Regions from separate parts of the Homo sapiens genome. Here region 2 is linked to region 1. A link is a loop called in an ENCODE intact Hi-C map of the cell type or tissue named here. Cell type or tissue: B cell. All regions are shown on one strand. Links, peaks and the distances in the headings refer to the core of each region. The heading gives the core; the rest is flanking DNA. Region 1 overlaps LINC01104 (long intergenic non-protein coding RNA 1104). Region 2 overlaps AFF3 (ALF transcription elongation factor 3).

What was found. A loop is a pair of places that touch in the nucleus more often than their neighbours do. Peaks named below come from ENCODE experiments on the same cell type or tissue, not always from the same donor. Only the 100,000 strongest peaks of a DNase experiment are listed, where the experiment ranks them.
Region 2: it touches region 1 in a loop (4-fold over the local background); 2 of 110 quality-filtered maps call a loop at or near these places.

Annotation. Positions count from the first base shown.
Region 1 is chr2:100,237,209-100,246,421 of GRCh38, forward strand. The region is part of intron 1 of LINC01104 (long intergenic non-protein coding RNA 1104); the gene reads left to right. Among named protein-coding and RNA genes, the nearest start is that of LINC01104, 34 kb to the left of the region's middle. In B cell, for the core only: CTCF peaks have their summits at 5,937 (motif pointing left), 6,141 and 9,168; DNase peaks (open chromatin) are centred at 5,903, 7,663, 8,543 and 9,133; H3K27me3 peaks cover 206 bases.
Region 2 is chr2:99,924,872-99,932,871 of GRCh38, forward strand. All of the region lies in intron 7 of AFF3 (ALF transcription elongation factor 3), which reads right to left. Among named protein-coding and RNA genes, the nearest start is that of AFF3, 210 kb to the right of the region's middle. In B cell, for the core only: no CTCF peak of the experiment used is centred there; DNase peaks (open chromatin) are centred at 3,050, 3,360 and 3,760; H3K4me3 peaks cover 1,174 bases; H3K27ac peaks cover 5,699 bases.

The DNA of each region.
Region 1 (9,213 bases), core at 1,194-9,193:
CTCATGTCACCCAGCAGCCAGCAGGCGGTGAGAAGGACATGAGCTCACCAAAGGTGAGGCTTGTGTTTAATTTGCTTCGTGCAGCACTAACATGGTACAGTGTGTCACACACACAGATGCTGAATATTTCATTCATTCATTCAACAAATGCACACTGCCCTCCCGTTGGCTGCGTTCAGCACTCAACGGTGAGGAATCCCACCGGGTAGACAAGCAACTCCTAGGAGGAAAGGAATGCAGCGCTATCTTCCCTCTCTAGGTAGACGTAGTCTAGATATGCGAACTTTCACAGCTTCACTTAAGATTATGGGAGGCAAAACTCAACAGGTCCGTTTTCTATTTGTTCTCTGGGGACCTGGAAGGTCTGAGTTGATGACAACTGTAAACGGTCAGGTCTTGTTGGGCCTCTCCTAAAAACCTTAGCCATGGAACAGAGAGGAAAGCTGTCGTACAGACTGTCTTTTCTAGTTTACTGCTTTTGACTAAAATAATAACATTCACTCTGACATAATGACTGCACCAATTAGACTTAATTAGACTTAGGCAAAAAAACACCCCCACACACAGACACAAAACAAAAAACAAAACAAAAAAAAAACTCTGATGGAATAAATGTAGCGGTGGGAAGGGAGACTTCCCCAGGAGTCCCTGCAGTCATTATCTACCGTCTCCCAGGGGCCGGGTGACAGGCGCAGTGCAGGGCAGACGTCCACTGGGGGCATGAGTGTCACAGAGCCACGGGCCTCCCCTCCCACAACCTCCTCCCTAGATGTGTCACCTCCTTTCTTACGATGCACTCCAGCACTATCTGCTGGGGAAGGGGGTGGGTGTCCAACAGGGAGAGCTGACCAGCAGAGCTCCAGGCAGCAGGAAAGGCTGAAGCCATGTAGCATCTCACTTTGAGTGGAAGCCCCTGAGGGCAGGGCCTCTTCCACCCAGCTGTGCCGTAGCACATATACACTCAATGAAAGAAGGGCTGGATTCAATTCCAAGGATATTAAAACCCTTCTTATAACAGTCCTGGTCCTTTCTCAGGGTATCTGTATAGAAAAGGAGTTCCTCCAATACAACCCTGAGAGTGTGTATGGGAAACCTAGAGTGAGGTGTAGGGCTGTTGTCACAATTTCTTGGGGGCACTGAGTTACACATCAATAGACAAGGGCAACTTTAAAGACAAACTAAAATGGAGGTTGCATAGAAAGTAATTTTGAATAATTGTTTAAAAAATACAAATGTCACTGCAGTATGGCCAACAGACACAAGTCTTTATTCTATTTTGTTTTTTAATTGAAACTGTCAGCAAAGTTAAAAAATCCTTTTTCTCCCTGGCCACTGCCTAAAGGCTGAATGAGGCCCGCCCTGCATCCACTGCAGATGCTCACAGAGCGGCAGCCCCTCCCTGGGGATGTGATTAGCATCCCAGGGTCCTTAAAGAAAGGGAGATGTGAGGAGCTGATTAGGATTCAGATCAGCAGCCAGGCCCAGGCTGTCTGGAGCTGACATCGCCAGGTAAATAAAAGGGCATTCACTGCAGCCTGAGCATGTTCTTAGGTCCCGCGGTGGAGAAGTGCAGAGCTGCACCCACGGGAGGCACAGCCCTCCTGCGGCAAATGTCTGCAGCCCCCAGACACACGGGGATGCTTTGTGCACAAGATATTTCATTATTTCACATCACTTGGCACCCCCTCCTAACTCTAACATCCTTAGCGCTCAAGCATTGGCCAGTGTAGACCTAGCATTGGGTGGGGACTGATGACAGCCAGGGCCTGCTTCTCTGTTCCCCCATCATTTCCTGGGTGACACCCCTCTGTATGGGAACACTGTCCACTGGTCAGTAATGACCTGTATCAAACAACAGCAAAGCCATTGGCTCTGTGGCTTTAAATGAATTAACTAAATGACCTCTCAATAATGGCTAACAGTTATTGACTTCTTTTTCTGTGCCAGGGCTGTGCTTAATATTCATTATTTCACAGCAACCCTACGAGGTTGTTCCCCTCCTTGTTATACAGGTAGGAAAACTGAGACAGAGGATGTTAGTGCCAAAGGTCACACAAGGCAGCACACAAGGTAGCCGGGGCTCAAATCTGTTTTTTCTTATCTCCAGAGCCTAAGCCTTGACTCCTTCACACTGTCGCAGCTGACAAAGCCCCTTGTTTTCCTCCCCTCCAAGGGTCAGCACAGTCCATCAAGTTGTGCAAAGCGATTCCTCAATCTCATACAAATTCTCTTTTCCTTGGGTATCAACCCAACTTCATCTAAAAGCCCATCTTCCAGTTAGCTTGCAGGGACTGAGGGGCTGTGGTACAGGGGAGTTCAGGGCCTCTCCTGGGAATGTCTATCTGCGGTAAAGACTAAACCCTGCCGCATAAATCTTGTCCAGGAAAAGAAAAGAACCTGGGTTGTGCAGGGGTTGAGTTACTCCAGCTGCCGGGACCCCCTGCTCACAGACTCCCGGAGATCAGAGGGGAGCCAGGCCAATTTGATTCTTGGCCCAGGGAGGCCTGTTTGAAGTGAATCTTCTCAGGTTTCCAAGGAGGGCAGGTTGGCTGGGGAGCTGGGAGCGCTGAGCCCCGGGGATAAATTCCGCACTGTGTGGCTCCTTAGAGAAGCTTCAGGCTGCAGGCTGGATAGCCAGCCAGGCTCCTTTCTCCCACAGGTAAGAGAGAGGTCCTCTGTCTCCCCATGTGTTATTAATACTCTGCTCAGGCCACTGCCTGCCTGTCCAGGTGGGAAGAGGGGCAAGCACGGTTCTTTTCCTACAGAGTGAGAGTCAGAAGAGGCAAGGGATGCCCACCCCCCTCCACCCAGGTTATCTGAGGAAGACGTTGACAGAGCTGAGAGCCCACAATGCGATGTCTGGGTCCTCATCCTGGCGTCAGGTAGGGGCGGGGGACTCAGCCCCAGCTCAGCCTGGAGGCTGCCATCACTACTCTCTCTTTCCTGCAATGTAATCAGATTTAATAAAACATGAATATTGTATAATAAATACTGCCTTTTCATAAATCTGCCTGTGACATCAAGTGGCATGCTAGAAAATATTATGAAATATGTCTCGAAGTCTATTACAGCCTCCTCTGAGCATTTTATATAAATCTTTACCTGCAAGAACAGTTCAGGGATAGAATCCGGACTCCACAGAAGACCAGAGCCTTTTCTCCGTGGCAGTGACATATTATTAGCATAACATTTTAAAAAATGCAAACTAGCCACTGGAGTTCCCAAGGCCTGCACCACCTTCCTAAGAAACAACATGTTTTCCATTCACACAAACAATCGCTGCCCTGGTCCTCGGCCCTGCACCGTGCTAGCCCCATCATCGGCAGCAACCCAGCTCCTGGGGTCAGCGGTGTCCCCTCCTACCAACTCCTGATGGCTGGCTTCCTCCTCACTCCGCCCATCCTTCTGAGAGGAGCCAGTCTGTGCCATGCACCTCCCATCCTCCACCATGGCCCTCTTGTCTTTAGTGACCAGTGAGTGATGTGCAGAGCTAGTTCATCGCACAGGCATCCCGCAGGCATCCTCCCTCACACGCGCCCATCTTTATTCTCTAATCTCTTCCTCCTTCTCATTCTCTTGTGACTCAAAGGAGTTTCTCCAGGAAAATCTCTTTCCATTTTCCATCCCTCTCTTCCTTCTGTTTGGGAGCTAAATACTAACCAAAATCAGGGGCGAACAATGTGGATGTGGCGTTGGTGATCATAGTGTATTGAGGAAAAGCACACACCACACCCGTGTTTTGCTGGGGAGGTCAATGCAATGATGCTCCCGGGCCTTCCATTTCTAAAGTTCTGGAACAGACCCAGAAGCACCTTTCAGTCTCAGTGCTGTCTCTAACGACCTCATTCCTTTTCTCCAAGGAAGCCTGCTTTCCTCAAGCGCCAGCATCCATGATGAACATTAAACATACTATTCTACTCCAGATGATTCCTTTTCTGTTGACTTTCAACGCAAGAGCCTTGATGTTTTTCCCAGGACAGTTTACTCAGAAGGGGGCTCAAGGTGTTTGTGGACTTGACTACAAGCTACACTAGTCATTGTTTATTCATAACACTCTTTCTATGGAGAATTGTGGTCTAAACACTGACCCGTTCCCCACGGTGGTCCGTGCTTGTGTGGATAACATCTCTTGTAACTCAACCCAGCTTCTGCAGCCTCACCACTGGGGCAGGAACCAGGTCCCATCTGGTGGCAACCAGCTTCACCCCGGAGTGAAGAACTGACAGTACCCTGCCTCAGGACCTCCCTGTGATGCCCAGGTGTGGGGCGCCTGAAACTGCTTCACATCCCTGTCACCTGGGAGTGCAGCAGAGTTCATACCCCGGAAGGAGCCCCTTGACCTGGGAGGCATGAGAGGGGAGTCATTGTGCTCCCTGGTTTCTCAATTGGCAGGTTCAGAAGATTCTTGAGAGCATCTATGACTGATTGTGTTGCCCAATTCCATAATGCCTATCCTCCCTGCCCTCTTTCCTGCCCCTCACTCCTACTGTTGGGGATTGCATCCCTGAATAAACCTCAATCCCATCAGCCCTTGTCTTGGGATGTACTTTAGGGGAAATCAGGCTGAGACAGGGTGTTTCTATGCATTTTCTGCTATAAGCTCATAACCATGGAGAACCAGGCAGGAACATGGCTTCTCAGAGCAGTGCTCCATAAGTGTGGCAGTTGCTTCATTTGGGTCCTCTGGGTGCCCGAACTAGAACTATATTCATGACGAACCCCAGAAGAGTTTTAATTAACGTGAGTGTCCCTAAAGACAATGAAAGGAATAGTTAGTATCTTTGCTCTAGAATGAAGACAAAAGACAGTTTGTCATCCAGTTGACTTCAACATAACATAAAGTCAGCTGTAGGTAACACAGAATGCTTCTGATATTAATGTTCAATTCCTCACACCAACAAACATGAGAACATCATTCACTGCATATGGAAAAGGTGCTATGTCTGTCCTGAGCTGGTCCAGACCACCTGCATTTCTCATTGCCTGGGTCTGCCTTTTCTCCTCTCTAGATTTTACTTACCCTGCAAAGCTTGTGTTGGGATGTCATTTCTAGGATCGGGTTTAGGCTGAGCCCCAGGGGTTTTACTGGTGGGACTGTGGAGAAGGCTTGATACCCTGCAGTACTCTCTGGAAAGTACCTTCCTCCGTTCGGAATCCCTGAGCTGGTGCCCCTTGCAGCCTGCACAGCTCTGGCCTCTCGCCGTGGATCTCATGGCCTCTGCTGCCAAAACTAGAGAGGAGGTTCATCCTCTGTCTCTTTGTGGAGAAGAGTCATTTGCTGACTGGGTGCTAGCTGAAAAGGGACTCCCCACAGAGCAAGAACAGCTGTCCTCTTGCTTCATGCACTCAAATTCCCTCCGTTGGGCCGCCCTGGGGATGCGCTGTCGGCCACCTCCTGCCTGATGTGGTGTGGGCTGCCCATGAGATGAGGCAGCTGTCCAAGGTGGGTGATGTGTGCTCAGACCTCCAGGAACCGGCGAATGAGGCCTCATGGAAAGAACGTGAGGTGGCGGTGGAGGGGAACAAGAGTGGGGAAATCCCTCCAGGCGGCCTCCTGCACCCCCAGGCTCTGGAGACAGCCTTCACTGGACGCTGGAATATCAGATGGGGTGAAGACAGAAAATGCTGTGCTGGCCTGGCCCTCCCACAAACACTCCAGTTTCACGGGCTGAAGAGGGTAAGTTGTGAATTCTGTTTCTTCAGGAATAGAGAAACCCAGATGCCAAGACCTGGAGGAGGCAGGAGGCTATGCTACTGTCTCCCCCACTTCTGGAAAGCACTGTGTGAGGTTTCCTCACCCCCAAAGGACAGGCCTGGCTTGGGCTCTCTGGAAGACACTGGCTGAAGGCCGGAGGGGGTGGCCTGGCTGTTTCAAAGCAGGAGAAGCAGGATGTGGCCTCAGAGTGCCACCTGGAGGCAGAGGCGGTGTAAACATGCAGAGAGATGCAGGCACAGGTGCCCCAGGGACAGAACATTCCTATCTGGACAGGGTCTGTCCTGCCCTCTGTCCCCACCTTCATTCATCTGCTCTGAGGAGGCCTGGGAGACCCCAACCTCACACCTTCAGCCTTGGACAGGCTCCAGCGGGGCCAGGGCCCTTCACCCGCGAGGGCCCAGGGACCACCTAGATGCAAGGAGAGCCCAGCAGGCCCTGTGCTCTGCCAACTCTTTCTGAACTTTTGTTTTCAGTTCTTTTCCTCACAGTCTTACCAAATGTTTCCCAGCCCCACACATTCTTAGACCTCAAGGAGGAAATGCTTATTTTTGTGAACTAAATCAGCACAGAGTAAGTAGGAAATCTCTATTTCTTAACTCAAATCTTATGACCTCCCTTGGTTCTTCTTTTGAGGAATCTACATTGTATCCAGCTACATGCATGTGTTGTTAGTTCCCCAGCATAATCATGGCCGGCTCAGAAAACATGATCATGAATCCCTGGTTCTAAAGTGTTCTCAGGTGCTTTCTAAATACGATAGGTCTTGTCCCCAGGAGAAATTTAATGCACCCATCTCCAAACTAACTTAAATACAGTTTCAAAACGTTGATGAATCACTCCTCTCCCCGGTTCATCTGTGGATGGATTAAAAGTCTATCTCTGGGCCGGGCACGGTGGCTCATGCCTGTAATCCCACCACACTGGGAGGCCGAGGCAGCCAAATCATTTGAGGTCAGGAGTTAGAGACCTGCCTGGCCAATATCTGACTGTAACTGTGTAAGAAGCCCTGAGTGGGAACCACCTATATAAGCCCAGGCAACCAACAGAATTATGAGAAATAATAATAAATTATTGCTTTAAACCACTGAGTTTTAGAATGATTTGTTACACCACTACAGATAACTGGATAAATGTAGTTCCCACTCAGGGTTTCTCACACAGTTACAGTCAGAGAGTGGCTGGGGCTGGAACCATCAAAGTCTTCCTTATTGACTTGCCTGGGCTCTGCTAGGGTGGCAGGAACAGCAGGGAACTGGTTGGGTATCCCTCTCTCCACGCTGCCTTTCCATGAGGCTAGCTTCAACTGAATTGCTATTGGGTTTTCAGTTAACTGAGGGAAGGAACAAGGAAGGATTTGCAGGGGGATCAAAACTAATTTAGGCTGTATCCCAGGGTGGCTCCCTCATCACAGCCTTGCTGGTCATTTCTCTGGTCATATCCTTCCTTGACCTCTCTAAAAGAAACACCTTCACATTTTAGGAATGGCGAAACCCTGTCTCTACTAAAAATACAAAAAAAAAAAAAAATTAACCGGGCATGGTGGCATGCACCAGTAGTCCCAGTGACTTGGGAGGCTGAGACAGGGGAATTGCTTGAACCTGGGAGGTGGAGGTTGCAATGAGCCAAGATCACATCACTGCACTCCACCTTGGGTGACACAGCGAGACTCCGTCTCAAAAAAAAAAAAAAATCTCTCTGTCTGTCCTATGCCCGAGGGTGAGGTACTGCAGCTGGTCCTGAGGAGCTGGTTCAGTTGTCTATAGCGGTAGAACAAATTATTCTAAAACTCAGTGGTTTAAAGCATAACTTACTATTATTTCTCACAATTCTGTTGGTTGACTGGGCTTATATAGGTGGTTCCCACTCAGGGTTTCTCCCGCAGTTATAGTCAGAGGGTGGCTGGGGTTGGAACTATCAAAGCCTTCCTTACTCATTTGCCTGGGCTCTACTGGGGTGGCAGGAACAGCAGGGGACCAGTTGGGTATTCCTCTCTCCATGCTGCCTTTCCACGAGGCTAACTTGGGCTTCCTCACAGCATGGTGGTCTCGGATAGCTGTACTCCTTACGCAGCCTCTGGTTTCCCCGGGCATGTTTTCTGAAAGGTCTGGGCAGAAGCTCAAGGCTTCTCATGACTCAGCCTCAGAAAACCCAGAAAGTCACTTTTACCTCATTCTACAGGCAAAGGCTAGGGCCAGCCCAGAATCCAGGGGATGAGGACTAGGAATTTGACTCTTTCAGAGAATGGAGGAGCAAAGAATGTGTGACCTTTAATGTGTGTCTTTAATCTTGTGACCATGTTTAAGCCACACACCTTGTTTCTCTGGCCAAGCACTGTTACGTACTTTGAGTTTCATATTAAATGCCATTTTCCTAGGAGGCTCTTTCCTAAGCCACTAGACTAGGATAATTTCTCCATTTTGTATGTGCTTCTATAGAGCTCTAATACACCCACCCACACACACAGAGGTTTTTCATACTTTCACACTTGCTTAATATCCATCTTCCCCATAGACAAATCCCACAGGGCAAAGGCCATGTTTTTTAGTCTTTTACTCACTGCTGGTCCCAGGCGTTTATACAATGCCTGGCTTGGTGTTCAGCTTCTGAATTGAACTTAACTGCTATTGGGTTTTCAGTTAACTGAGAGAAGGGACAAGGCAGGATTTGCAGGGGGGTCAAAACTAATTTAGGCTGTATCCCAGTGTGGCTCCCTCATCTCAGCCTTGATGCTCATTTCTCTGGTCGTATCCTTCACTGAGCTCTCTAAATAAAAGGCCTTCATGTTTTAGGAGTCTGCTGGTCATATGGGCTGACCCCCGTAGACTGGGAGGACTCCAGCTATGGGGTGGGACAGATCCTAGGGGTAGTCCCCTCTGCCAGGGCTAGAAGGAACTCCAGTCCCCCAGGCAGAACATGGCAGTAGAGGTGCTGGCACAGTCAAGAGGTGGCCAGTCATCCAGCCCCGCTGTCAGACCAAGAGGCTCCACAGAGGCTGAGGGTGTCCCAACAGCGGGGCAGAGCATGGAGACAGGATATTCCCAGCAGACCCTCTTCAGAAATTGAGTCTCAAGGGGTCTTGGGGAACTTGGTCAGCAGATGTCATGGCTTCATCTGTCAGCTGGTGGGTCAGCTCAGCGGGACTCCTGTCTTTAGAAGGGAGGCTCAAGTCTTTACTCTGTACCAAGACAGAGATGGGGGCCAGGAAACAAGACATGCAACCATTTTCCATCATCAAGGGGCGAGATGGTGCTTGGCATGAGGCAGAACTGGGCTCTGTCAATGCCACGCATCAGGAGGAACCCCTTTTCTGTTTCAATCCCTCCTGTTCATGTGTGGTGCCCGTTAGAGCTGGCGTATACTTCTGTTCTCCAGTGTCTGAGGACATGGAGGACCCATTTCCTCATTTTCCCCCTTGTGGTTGGATGGGATCATGCACCCAGTTCTCGTTGAGACCAAGATGCTGAGGTTACCGTTTTCTTTGTGGGACCAAAAAAAGA
Region 2 (8,000 bases), core at 1-8,000, 310 kb before region 1:
TATTAATTTTTTTTTTTTTTTTGAGGCAGGGTCTCACTCTGTCACCCAGGCTGGAGTGACATGGCTTGATCATGGCTCACTGCAGCCTTGACCTTCCGGGCTCAAGCAGTCCTTCCACCTCAGCCACCTGAATAGCTAGGACCACAGGTGCGCGACATCATGTTCAGCTAATTTTTTACATTTTTTTGTAGAGACAGGGTCTTACTATGTTGCCTAGGATGGTCTCGAACTCCTGGGCTCAAGCAATCCTCCTGCCTCAGACTCCCAAAGTGCTGGGATTACAGGTGTGAGCTACCACACCAGCCCCAAAGGAGAATTTTTATTTTAGAACTACAGCATGAAGTATAAATGACTACGGTTTTATTTTATTATTATTGTACATTTTTTTTCCTTTTGCTCACACTGATTTATTAAAATTTATGTCAGGCTTGACATGGATGATCAATCCTTATTTTTTCAAGCTTACTAAGGATATTTTCCTACAAAATAAGTATATAAATATGTTTATATGCAAGCCCTTCTAAGGAATGATTCTCATCATCACAGATCATGATCTAGGAATTTCTGTCAATTACTCTTGAGCTCTTTGAGGTCAAGGACTACATATTAAAGTCTTTGTACTTTCAGCACATGGCACAGTGCCTGGCACATAGTCGGCACTCAGTGAAAGTTTGTGAAATGAGTGCTCTGCCATGAGTCTTAGGCAGATGAAAGAACAACTCAAAAGTGAAGACAGACAGTATGCTGAACTCTCAGCCTTCTGCCACCACGGAAATATGTCTTTACATGCTTCCACAGGGTTCAAGTCCTGGCCCTCACTGAGGCTGTCTGGGCAGAGCATGCTGTTCAGAAGTCATGTGCAGGTAGAGTGCAGGGATGCTGCATACAAGAACATGATTAAAGACCCAGTCCCTGACATGGGCTCAGCACAGAGGAGACATTCAGTGAATGTTCAATGAAACTGCTTATGTTGTTCTAAAGCCAACAAGTTGAACTTCCATTCCCAGGGAGTTGCTGTACTATCAGGGAATCAACCAAGGTCTCACAACTATGGATCAGGAACCAATAATGTTGGGATATAAGCTGATGTCCCTTGCAACTGTGTAGTCTTTGCAGGCATTTTGATTAATATCTGAAAAAGCTGCTCACAGTTAAATGCAATCATCATTTAGCAAACATGTATTGAGCCCCAATTCAACTATTCAAGGAATTGAGGATACAAAAATAAATAATTTGCAGTCATCAGTACTCATGCAACTCTCAGGCATGGGGTTACAGCTGTAGCATAAACCAATGAGTACGATACCAGAATCTAAATATATATGCCTGGAAAGGAAAGCGAGAGAGCTAGTGAGACTGCAAGTGCAAAGTGCACATACAGGGGTGCAACAGCACAAAAGAAATTTAAGCAGTGCCATTGCTCCCACCTGCCCTTCTCCCCAGTAAGCATGCACACCCGAGTACACTGGAGTGGAAGCCCGGGGCCTGTTACCTCCTACAGTCAGGCACTGGTTCTTTACGCTTCTCATTTCTCTGCACTGAGCTGGATGCTACTGTTTAAAGATACAAATTTTTCATATAACAAAGCCTCCAAACTCAAACCACCTACTTCAGGCATTATTAATTTCTACATACACATTACACATACATACATATAGGACCGGGTAAATTAGAATACGGATTAGCTGTTTTTTGTGAGAGATTTAGGGAGCCTCAGGGACAATTTCAATTGTGATTTCTGCTTCATACTCTGAGTATGAGTCTAATGGTTCTGTGGAACAAGCAAAGTGCTTCAGAAGCATAGGAGCTGGTGCAAGGGGCAAGCCTGCCCTGCCTGGGGGTTACAGAGGATTAAGTATGGTCTGTACTGTCACGATTCAACAACCTCTTAAAAAATACAATATATGCTTAACAAGGCTTCTGTTGACCTCTTTCTGGAAGCCTGATTTCTTTCCTCCACTTATGTTAACAGATTAAAAATTTAAAAAAAAAACATAATTTTTTTAAGTAAACACAATCAGGATTTTGCCCCCAAATGTAAATCTCCAAAAAATCTGAAGTGCGGCATCACAGCCAAGTGATGCCAATCCTGGTCTACTTCTACTGCCCCTCCAACTGAGACCAGCAATCTCACACAGGCTCAGGGCATAAGCTATGTGTAGGGTGGTCCTAGAATTGTTGAGAGCCTGGACTCCTACCTCCTTAAAGGAAAGGATGTGAAAACTGCACTATGGATATCCCCACTCTCATCATGCCCCTACTTGCACAAGCCAAAGCTTGCTTCAAGTCAAAAGCTTAGGAGATGAGCAATTAAACAATTTTCCAAAGGTTTCTAAGTGAGTCAGAAACAATCCAGCCACAGGGCCTCTCCAGGGCACTCTGAAAAGTACTAAGTGTCATGCACACATGTGTCCATTGCAGCACTATTCATAATAGCAAAGACATGGAATCAACCTAAATGCCCATCAATGATAGACTTGATAAAGAAAATGTGGCACATATACACCATGGGATACTATGCAGCTACAAAAAAGAATGAGATCGTGCCCTGTGCAGGAACATGAACGGAGCTGGAGGCCATTATCCTAGGCAAATGAACTCAGGAACAGAAGACCAACTACCACATGTTCTAACTTATAAGTGGGAGCTAAATGATGAGAACACATGGACACATAGAAGGAAACAACACACACTGGGGCCTTTCAGAGGGTAGAGGGCAGAAGAAGGGAGGGGATCAGAAAAAAATAACTAATGATTACTAGGCTTAACACCAGGGTGATTAAATAGTCTGTACAACAGACCCTTAAGATGTAATTTTACCTATGTAACAAACTTGCCCATGTACCCCTGAACTTAAAATAAAAGTTAAAAAAAATTTTTTTAAATACTAAGTGTCCTAATCAGAGAACCATGAATGTACATACTGAGAGGCCCCAGAGCACGTGGGAGACTGATATGGTTTGGGTGGTTTTGTGTCCCCACCCAAATCTCATCTTGTAGCTCCCATAATTCCCACATGTGGTGGGAGGGACCCAGTGGGAGATGACTGAATCACAGGGACAGGTGTTTCCCGTGCTGTTCTCATGATAGTGCATGGGTCTCATGAGATCTGATGGTTTTAAAAATGGGAGTTCCCCTACACAAGCTCTCTCTCTGCCTGCTGCCATCCACATAAGATGTGACTTGCTCCTCCTTGCCTTCCGCCATGATTGTGAGGCCTCCCTAGCCACGTGGAACTGTAAGTCCAATTAAACCTCTTTCGTTTGTAAACTGCCCGGTCTCAGGTATGTCTTTTATCAGCAGCGTGAAAACAGACTTATACAGAGGCTGTTTCATGCTTCAGAGTCTACATAGCTATTGTGGGGCAGATGTACTAATATGGGAAGGGAAATTAAAGTTTAAGACTAAATAACTTCATGAAAATCTCAACGCAGCAGGTAAATGGCATTATGTAAGTTTTTAAAATATATAAAACATTAAGCCAGGGATTCTTCCTTGAATACAAGTTCAAGGAAGCTTGAACTTGTTCCTTGAATACAAGCTCTTTGTCCTCACAGACAACTACAAGGGAAAGCTGATATTTCCAGGTCATCTTCACAGCACATACTCACCTAATTACATTTCTATAACTAGAACAAGTTGTTGTTCTCGTAAACTTTGTTTTCCAGTGTCAGATGGAGCTTGAAAGCTGCCATGGATGAAAGACTCCTTCAAAAGTTCAGTAACTGTATCTGTGTAAACTAAGTTAGGTTCCTCTTTTTATCGTATCACTTCAGTAAATAAGGCCAGTTGTGCTCATTTGTCAACAGGAAACACAGAAAGGAACCAGAAAACAAGATGCAGCCTCCGGAGGCCGGTCTTGGCCATGTGCTGGGTAAGGTAACACCATGGCTGTGTCTTGAGACCACCCCAACCTCAGTTCACTTGAATGAAGAATTTTATAATCTCAACTCTAAGGGACCTGTCAAATTAGTCCAGGGTGAGCTCAGACCCACTCTCTTGAAGTGGCAGCAGCCTTTGATGATAACAACTCTGACCGCACAAACACTACACAGCAGTGTGCGACTCACACATCACAGAAACACCACAGGAGCCACACTTTCAGGTCTAGAAGGAAATACTGTAGATTAAAGTCAACTTTTAAAGAAGTAAAAAAAGAATAATTGACATCAGTTTAATACATTTTGGACAATTATTTAAGAAATGGCATGCGTAAATGAAAGTAAAAACTCAGCAAGGTGAAGTTGGGAGTTTGAGACCAGCCTGACCAACATGGAGAAACCCCGTCTCTACTAAAAATACAAAATTAGCCAAGCATGGTGGCACATGCCTGTAATCCCAGCTACTCGGGAGGCTGAGGCAGGAGAATCGCTTGAACCCAGGAGGCAGAGGTTGTGGTGTGCCAAGACTGCACCATTGCACTCCAGCCTGGGCAACAAGAGCAAAACTCCATCTCAAAAGAATAAATAAATAAAATAAAATAAAAAGGCTTAGCAAGGGTGAGAAAATTCAGACTCATTACGTTACTTAATCAAAATTCATAAAATTAATTTTGGAGCAATTCAGCTCCAGCAACAGAAAGAACCTAATCATCCCTTTCATCAGTAACTGCTTATCTTCTTCATTTTAATTTTATGTTGATGTGCTTATTTATTTTTATTTATTAATGAATCTAGTTTCTTGTTACCCTGGACTTCCCATATTAATAATCTGAATAAACAACCTTATTCAACACATATCTTTTTACCAAAAAATGTCCTCTTAGACAAAGCACACTCTGACATCACGTTGCCTTGCCTTCACTTGATTTAGACTCCAAGTTCACAGTGCAATAAAGTACAAGGCAATTGAGAAATTTTAAAGCAAATGTGTTTTGGGTACAGCATTTTACAACCAAAAGAGCTTTAAAATGGCATTTCTGAACAACTGAAGAGGCTAGAATGCCAACAAATATCTGAAAATGAGCATGACATTAAAATACAGTTTGACATGTTCAGTGAAAGAGAACTGGGGGTAAATGCGCCATTATACATTTTGAATTTTTAGCTTTTTTTTTTTTTAATGAGTATCTGACTTCTTCATGTGTTACAAACTCAGGAAAGCAGACAGTCTTGGGATATTAAAATAGATAAAGTGTTTTCAGGATGAGATGGAGACTGCCACAGAACTGTACACAAGCATCTCTCTAAACTTAAAGAAAACACTGATTCTGGGCTAAGAGAGTGTTTACTGTGTAGATGAGGTCTACAGGATAAACTCAATTTATCCAAATCCTGTGCCTTCCAGCCAAGAAACTATAAAAGAAGACTTTGTAGAATGAAGCAAAAAGTCATACTTCCTTTCCTAAGGATTGCAACCTGTTCACAAGACAGGCAGAGCTGAACAGCTGGTCCCCTTCCAGGGCTCCAAGAAATGTGAATTCCAAGGACAAGGTAGCCCTGAAATGCCTGCCTCATGGGATCCTGCCCTGTCAGTAGTAAGCATCTTCAAAGTGGCTCCTGCAGGTTGGTCTCCTCAATCACAGAGTTCAGACAGAACCCTGACACCAGCCACGTGTACCATGCGGTCAGCCAAATGTGTAAGGAACTTGTTTTGAGAGGAGAGAAGAAAATTCTATAGTAGGCGAGACAGGCTTCTCTCTCCTGCTCCTCCTCCCTTTCTTTTTCTCTCTCTCCTCTTTCTTCCCTCCTTCTCTCCCTCTTTCTCTTTCTCTCACACAGTTCCTACATTTCTGCACTGGGGGACAAACCAGGCTTCTGATCAAAGGCAATCTGAGACTTGGGTTCAAAAGCTTTGATGAAGATTGGTACCTGCTATGCAGATGGGGGGAGGGAAGAAGAGACTAGCCTAGGGGCTTTTATATTTCTTTAAAGCATCAGCCATTAATGGGCTAAGTTTACCACTGGGACCCAGAGAGCTAGTCCCCAAACACAAGCTCAAAATGTATGCATTTTCCAATTCATGGTTTTCAAGGACATGTTCCATTTCTATGAGGCTCTAATGAGATCTGAGAGATGTACATATTTTTTTAAAGTCACACTTACAATGGCTCTCACAGCACATCCGGGAGCAACTCAGTAACTTGTCTAAGCACTTACATACTGAAGTTCCGAGAACCACCAGCTTAAGGTTCAGAATTGAAATTTACAGACCCAGTCTTTGCTTTTTTCAACTCTGTAATCTTGTAGACGGTTCATAGGTTTAAGACATTAAATAACCATGGATTATCATGACTCTAGAATCAGTTGGATTTGTGACAAAAATTAGCAAAATGATGAAATAAATGTAAGGACCCCCTTCCCATCTCATTACTTTGGTTAGTTTATGCCCCAGGTGGGATGGGTCAGGACTTAACAGTCATCCATTCATGGAACAGTTATTGAGCTCAAGCCACTCCCTGGAGATGTCAAGAAAAGTGAGCTGCTTTCTCTGCAGGAAAGCCAAAGAATTAGGCTGGTGCAAAAGTAACTGCAGCGTTGCCATTAAAAGCAATAGCAAAAACAGCAATTTCTCTTGCACAATATATGGATCTTTTATAAGGGAGAAAAAAGGTATTATTGATCGATATGGCTAGAAACAGGCTGGACCTTTGTGGGTATAAACCCAGAAGGGCCCTGGTGTTGAGGTGTTGGAAGAACACTGATGGATTCTTTATTTTTTTCATTAACTACTTAAAACAACAGTTATTGATAGGGTACTGTTTAGAGATCACTACAATTCCTTTGCAGTTATTTGACATATATAAACATACTATAGGCTGGGTGCAGTGGCTCACGCCTGTAATCCCAGCACCTTGGGAGGCTGAGGCGTGTGGATCACCTGAGGTTGGGAGTTTGAGACCAGCCTGGCCAACATGATAGAACCCAGTCTCTACTGAAAATACAAAAATTAGCCAGGCATGGTGGCGGGTTCCTGTAATCCCAGCTACTAAAGAGGCTGAGGCACAAGAATCACTTGAACTCGGGAGGCAGAGGTTGCAGTGAGCCGAAATGGTGCCATTGCACTCCAGTCTGGGTGACAGAGTAAGACTCTGTCTCAACAAAACCCCAAAACCCAACATACTACAAGTGAAAGTAATCTGCATTGTAAGGTTTGTTATGTGCCCTAGTCTGCCCACAGGAACCCTGAAAAACAAAATGTTAAATGGCACAGACTTTTTAACTGCAAATACTAGGTGCATTTACCTTCCTTAATACAGCACTGTGATCACATATATGATGGTATAGATCAAGCTTGTCCAACCTGCAGCCCATGGACGCATGCAGGCCAGGATGGCTTTGAATACGGCCCAATACAAATTTATAAACTTTCTTAAAACATTATGAGATTTTTTTTGCGATTTTTTTTTAGCTCATCAGCTATTGTTAGTGTTAGTTTATTTTATGTGTGGCCCAAGACAATTCTTCTTCTTCCAATGTGGCCCAGGGAAGCCAAAAAACTGGACACTCCTGGTATAGATGGTGTGGCTCATTCTGCTCATCCTTCTTTGAGAAAGCGCATTTCAGAAGCTATTTCTCCTCATTCCAGATTTTATGCTGATTAAAGAAAACAAGATTTGCACACAGAGCATCCTCTAGTTATTTGGGTAACAGACACAGCCATGAGAATGTTCCGCTCCACAGGGGCCATCAGTGCAAATGGCCTTCCCCACACTACATCGACCACTTCCCCACAGCAAGCTTGGCCAGGATCCAGCCAACCAGTGCTGACGTCCTTCGCTCAGGGAGGTGTTGGGCCTTGCACACTATGGCCCCTTACACACTCCATTGCAATTTTGTTCATCTCTGTCCAGCTAAACTGTAGAAACCCGGAGTGTAGGGACTGCGTCTTGAATTCATCTGTGTCTGGCATGTGCAAAATGCTCCACAACATCAGTTTTACACTCTTAGGATAAGAAAATTCATTTTCAAGAGTTTTAATGACTACAGAGAGGTGGCAAGGTAAACAGTTTCCACGTGACCCCATAGACTTCTCCATTAATCATAGTTTCCAATTAACTT